Regions from separate parts of the Homo sapiens genome. Here region 2 is linked to region 1. A link is a contact called in ENCODE Hi-C or POLR2A ChIA-PET data. All regions are on one chromosome and are shown on one strand. Each heading gives the region's core, a stretch centred on a gene start or an enhancer-like site at or near the end of the contact. The rest is flanking DNA. Distances are from core to core; before and after follow the strand shown. Region 1 overlaps PTPRO (protein tyrosine phosphatase receptor type O). Region 2 overlaps EPS8 (EGFR pathway substrate 8, signaling adaptor).

Region 1 (3,135 bases), core at 297-2,796:
AGCCTACAGATTTCTATGTATCTATAACCATATTTGAGAGAGACAGAGAGAAAAAGCCTACTATCCCCCAAATACTTAACATTTCAAAGTATTTTGATTTTTTTCTTGTCCATAGCCAAATTATGTTTTAAAGATTTCTAATCTCTATAAAGGTTTGTATGAGTAAGATTAAGAAAATCAAGCCAATGTCCCTAAGACCAAATTCCAAAGAGGAACGGAAAGTCACAAAAGTGGGTATGAGGCTCCTCCCTGTTCTGTTAAATTTTTTAATAGAAAAAATGAAGTTTGAAGGAAAAAGGCCACACCCCAGTCCAGGAATAGAAGCAGCAGATGGATAAAAAGTACGAAATGACTGTTTCTGGACCAAGACCTAGCAATGTATAAAGCGTGTCACATTTCTCTAAGCGCCAGCTTGTTCAAATGAGGACATAGCACTGAATTATCTCCAAAAGCTCTCCTAGCACTAAAGTTATATGATTCCTTATCTCGAACGTGCCCGAACATGTCTGTGGTCAGGATAAAGCATAAGTTTGATGATGGTGGTGTGCAATTCTGTTTTTGTTTTGTTTTGTTTTGTTTTCTCTGACCTCCTTAGCTGTTCCTTTCCACTCTCTCTTTCTGATGCTTCCTGCTAAGCTGAATTTCTAACTGCTGGGGTGGCTCCTCTAGAGTTGATCCAGGGCTTCTCTTTTCTTCCCTGTCTTTACTTACTACTTGGTGATTTCATCCAGACACTTCCAAATTTATATTTCCAGCCCAGAATTCTCCCCTGGCCTTCACATCTGCACCGGGATATCCAATAATCATTTTAAATTTGTTTACATCCAAAGAAGAATCCTTGATTCTTACTTCACCCTAAATGTCCTCCTCCTGTAGTTTTACTAGTCATCTCAATCTCAGTGAATTGCGCCACCATTTGTCCTAGTTGCTCAAGGGTGAAGCCTGGGAGTCATTAATTTCCCTTTCCCTCACTTCGTGTTTCTGCCGTATCAGAAAGTTCTGTGGACACAACCTCCAAAAGAGCTCCTGAATTCTGTCCACTTCTCTTCATCTCCATTACAACCACCGTAGTCAAAGTTACCATCACTCTCTTGCAACTTCTTTGAATTAGAATATAATTTTTAAAGCTGGCACAAATAGCCCCTTAATTAGTTCCCCTACTTTCATTGTTGATACAATAATCCCTTTCTCATTAAGCAACCAGAGGGATTGTTTTAAATGTAAATCGGACTGTTTATTTTAAGTTCTCTAAATGGCCCTTCATTACTCTGAAGATAATATTCCAACTGCATGCCTTAAAAGATCTATACTCAGGCCTGCCTGTTCCCTCTGTCTGGCATCCTCCTTCTTGGCCTTTTTGTGGCTGGTTCTTCTTGTTATTCAGACCATAGCCTCCATGGCTTCCTCAAAGAAAGCTTTGACCACACAGTCATTCTGCACCACATTTCCCTGTTGTAGAGCACTGTACAGCACTATTACCATCTTCCCCTTCACTAGATCATAAGCTCCTTGTGAACAGAAAGTGAAAGTAGCGCTCTGGGTTCATTACCATCACGACTACCACAAGTACTCTGGCATCTGAGTAGTACTTAGAAGGTTCTTAATATATATTAGTTAAATGGATTGATGAATGGATATTCTATTACCAGAGAGCTATTTGTGATGTGTCCAACACGTCTCATTCCTGTTTTTTCTTTCCTTTCTTTTTCTTTTTTTTAAGGTTGGGAAACTGATTATCTTATGTAGACTTAACATGTCCTCTTAAAGTTGGCCCAGGGATCCAGGTTGATTCACCAAGACTAGAAGATAGTAATGACTGACTGTCAAAGGGACCTGTCACCACATACCACCAAAGTTTCGTGAAACTGCTGGCAACCTAAAATTCCTAATGGGATGGTTGGTTCAACATCCTGGGAAAAGCACCATTATTGGTGCATTTCTTTTTATGGATGTTTATTGATGATACAATGTTGAGAATTATTGGCAACTGTTTGAGGGCTCTCTACCCTTGCACATGACACATTAGATTAATTTATATGATACTGGACTCATTGGTAGTTTGGTTTCTTTCTATAGAGGTAGAACCTACCCTCCATGACACAGGAGTCATTCAGAGGCATTCTAAAGAGGCCTCTATTATAGATAAATTGAACTGCAGGTTAGCCCAACCAGTTACGGCCCCAGCTTTAACAATGGCATTCTGATTCAAACATGCTCTGAAAAATCTGTGCCAAAGTTGTATTTTTCTTTAAAGGAGAATGACTATGACTTCTATATATATCAAAATGAATGCTGGGAAGAAACATAAAACAACTAGAATGAAAGTTCTGTAAAAAACACACACAAACACACACAAAACCTGCAATTCAGGTACTACTAAAGCAAGATATTATTTCACTTCTCTGAAAGGTTAAACTTGTTCCGATTAAATATTAACTGCAATACTATGTTCAACTTTGAGGTCCGCAATTTCAATTCATTCAACAGTATCTGTTAAGCAGTTATAGGTGTTCAGGCATTGTGTTATATAAAATGGAAAGGGCTTATATACACAATAACATGATTAGTAGAACAGATCTTTTGACTAAAGGATAAAAACCAACATTATATGTTTTCAAGAAAATAAGAAAGGCACATCATAAAAAGATTGTCTTGTCTACAGAGAGGAATAAGATAGAAACAATATTCCATTTGATATTTAAGATACCAATAAGAAAAAGGTTATTGATCCTAAGGGTTACATTAACTAGAAATAATTTCCATGAAAACTCAACTTTCCTTCTTGTAAAGTTTAAATAAATTTTCCAAGCTGGTTTACATAGTCCATTCTATTATCAGGGAGACATGGAGACTCCAAACATTTTGATAAGTTTGGGAAACTATCATGGTTTTAACTCACAGTCCTATGTAGATACAGTTGTACTAGTTCATGACTTTGACTCATATTCCTGAGGCACCTTCGACCATGATGTCACATAGAAATTTCAGTGAAGTATCCAATAGGCCCACTAAATGCTACTTTGATAAGACCACCTCTGAACTTAAATTTTAAGGGAGACTGAAAAACCAAATGAGTTGGAGAAAGCTGCTAGGACCTGAGAAACACTTAATAGCTTCCTGTATTAGTAAAGCTTG
Region 2 (2,973 bases), core at 326-2,825, 150 kb before region 1:
GGGTGGTTAAATATTAAAATATTATATCTCATCCTTGGGTTACAGCTCTTCTTGCTGTACCTGTAATGTTTTATGATTTACTATTTTTAGATGCCATTTAATACACCAGAATGAAATTTGAATTCAGGCGTTTCAGTCTCATTAAAGATGATATTACCAATGTTTCTCTTCTCCTGGTCCACCTCCTTCCCCAACTCCCAGCCTCTGCTAACTACCATCCTACTTTCTACTTCCGTGAATCCAACTTTTTTAGAGTCTGCGTATAAGTGAAATCTCTGTGCCTGGCTTATTTCACTTAACAATGGGTACACAGTTTCAGTTAGGAGAAATAAGTTCTGGTGACCAATTGCACAGCACAGTGACTATAGTTAATACTAATGTTTTGCGTATTTCAAAATAGCTAACAGAGAGGGTTTTAAATGTTCTTACCACAAAGAAATGATAAATATTTGAGGTGTTGGATATGCTAATTAGCCTGATTTAATCATTTCATAGTTATACATGTATCAAAGCACTACATTGTACACTATAAATATATACAATTATTATTTGTCAATTAAAAACAAAACAAAACTTTTAAAAAAGATGTTTTTAGAGTATGTTTTTCCATCTTCCCACCCAGCTGGTTTATGTCAGGCCCTGGTAGGTCTTTTTCTGTTTGCTTTTGTAAAGTATGTTGAGCTGTACTAATTTAGCATGTGGTGCTGTTATGGAAAAAGGATATTTAGCATTAAAAATATATTTAATCCTAGTTTTCTCAGTAAATACTCTTCCTTTCCAAAAACTAGCATTTTTAATACCTTATTTTAAGAAGAGTTGATTAGAATAAAGAATATAATTGCACATCCGAGCAAATAAAACTGAAAACTTTTGGCAAGCACACAGTGGTCAAACTATCACACAATGGTGTAACTTACTGAAAAAAAAAAAGGGATATAAGTCAGTCAGATCAGAGTTTGAGTTCTGCTTCTAATTTTAGCTTCTTCTGTTACTGAAACAAGAAAAGTTCCTTTGTCCCCCTCGCAGGGCATGCAATGTCGGTGTGGCTTGTTTCTTCAGTGCCCCGCTGCTCAGACCTCTAGGGGAGCATGCAGACTGGCAGGCTGTGAGGTTCCAATCCCACAGCAGTGTCTAGGAGTGAATGTTTACAGATGAAGCCCCCGTGGGCGAGTGTTACAGGGTGCTCTTTTAGTTTTGCTGTCTATAGACAGCTTGTGTTAACCAGCTCAATTAGATCCTCTACCTTATTGCAAGGACAGGGGGTTTTCTGTATCCTGGGGTTATTGCCTTGGCGTATGGGAAGAATCGGATCACACGTGGGCTTAGAGAATGAGTGCAGGGTTTTATTGAGTGGAGGTAGCTCTCAGCAGATGGGGGAGCCACAAGGGAGAATGGTTTTCCCCTGGAGTCCGGCTGCCCCTGCTAAACTCCAAATTCCGCGTCATTCTGCTGGTTAGTGGCCTGCAGCATGCTAGTGCCTGTTGGTGTGTTCCTCTGCCGATGTGCCCCTCTCAATGTCCAGCTGCTTATGTGCCTGCCTGCTAGGTTCTCAGGGTGTTTATAGGCACAAAATGGGGGCGTGGCAAGCCAGGCTGGTCTTGGGAAATGCAACATTTGGGCAGGAAAACAAAAATGCCTGTCCTCATCTAGGTCCATGGGGGTGGAGCCCTAACCAGTGACCCCGCCTTCCTCTACCCAGCACTTCCTTTCCCCACTTCTGTATTATTTAAAGGGACCACTCCCTTCCCTTCCGTATCATTACCACTTAGGCAAATGACTTAACCGCCTTGAGGCTGTCATCTCACCCATAAAATAGAGCCAATAACTAGCTGATAATGTTGTTTTAAGGATAAAGTGAGGTGATATTTGTAAAATGTCTTATGAACTGGGGGCTCATTAAATGTTTTCTTTCCCTTTCTCCTTTGTGTTCACTTCTGCCTATGATTTTACCTTAGATGCAAATAAGACATTACTTTTCAGTCATTCATGGTACTATGTGATTTTATTAAGCTTCAAAATACCACACAAATGGCAGTCTGTTTGTTTCAATTTCTTCATCTATAAAATGAGAATGAAGAATAGTACTTCCTTCAAAAACTAATGTCAAGATTAAGACAATAGAATGCATTTAGCATGATACCTGATGCAGAGTTAAAACTCAATAAATAGAAGTGATTCTTTTTAAAATTAGCATAGTTTCCCAAGTCAGTAAAATATCAAAACATTTTGAACTGAGATATTAGTAATTTCCATGTATAGTATAGCATCCAGTAGTACATGTGTGCTGATGATGTCATCATAGCAACTCAGGGAATAGACAAGAACTGGAGGGAAATATAATAGTAGTATTAGAATATGTCTATGCCTCTTTTCTTTATTAGCCCTTCCTATGAACACCATCACAATAGCAAACATAATTAGTGCTAAAGTAGTTCTTTCTAAAGTTGCATATTAAATTTTGTTATAAGTAGTTTTCTTCAGCCACTTGTTAACCAAACAACATTCTGATTTGATCATAGACTTTTCCCAAAATTATGTTCTGATTTATAAACAGCTTAAGAATTTTGTCATAAAGAAAGAGGAACTAAGTTAACTATTTTAAGTGATTTTATTGTGTTGACTTAAAGGCATAAAACTACTCCATTTACATTGATACTGGTGTTGAGAAAATACTGTTCTTCTATATGGTCTAGAAATTGTGATACCTTCACAGGCATTAACCACATTATTGTTACAAGAACTTAATATCCTTATTAGTTTTTTGAGTTTATTCACACATAAAAATTCTTTGTTAATTGATATTTGAAAAAATAGCATAGAAAAATACATGGTGCCGTCTTTACCAATGGTACTGGAAAGAGATATTAAAACGTGATTGCTCTAGAAGACATTGCAGGAGACAAAATGTGTGATGATTTAAGAGGTTTAAAGAAGATTTTTTTTTTAATGTTTGAAACAAAATCATTGTTAGAC

The links. Hi-C counts contacts between places; a loop is a spot of excess contacts on that map. ChIA-PET counts read pairs that join two places held with the same protein, here RNA polymerase II (POLR2A). Pooled maps may share reads with other maps.
Region 2: a map of CD14-positive monocyte shows a loop between it and region 1 (2.7-fold over the local background). The contact joins two enhancer-like sites. A Hi-C loop is called at or near these places in 1 of 168 maps with a recorded cell type or tissue (CD14-positive monocyte), 1 of 37 single-sample maps with no recorded cell type and 2 of 50 pooled maps. POLR2A ChIA-PET finds 5 or more read pairs at or near these places in 2 of 52 experiments (OCI-LY7 and activated CD8-positive, alpha-beta memory T cell).

Annotation. Positions count from the first base shown.
Region 1 is chr12:15,532,867-15,536,001 of GRCh38, reverse strand. The region is part of intron 12 of PTPRO (protein tyrosine phosphatase receptor type O); the gene reads right to left. Among named protein-coding and RNA genes, the nearest start is that of PTPRO, 210 kb to the right of the region's middle. RefSeq lists enhancers at 1-1,039, 1,455-1,544. Within about 2 kb of position 1,546, at least 7 of the 41 ENCODE cell types and tissues checked have a DNase peak (open chromatin) inside an H3K27ac peak, as active enhancers do; they include CD14-positive monocyte, where a contact is called at or near this core.
Region 2 is chr12:15,687,093-15,690,065 of GRCh38, reverse strand. All of the region lies in intron 1 of EPS8 (EGFR pathway substrate 8, signaling adaptor), which reads left to right. Among named protein-coding and RNA genes, the nearest start is that of EPS8, 100 kb to the left of the region's middle. Within about 2 kb of position 1,575, at least 20 of the 41 ENCODE cell types and tissues checked have a DNase peak (open chromatin) inside an H3K27ac peak, as active enhancers do; they include CD14-positive monocyte, where a contact is called at or near this core.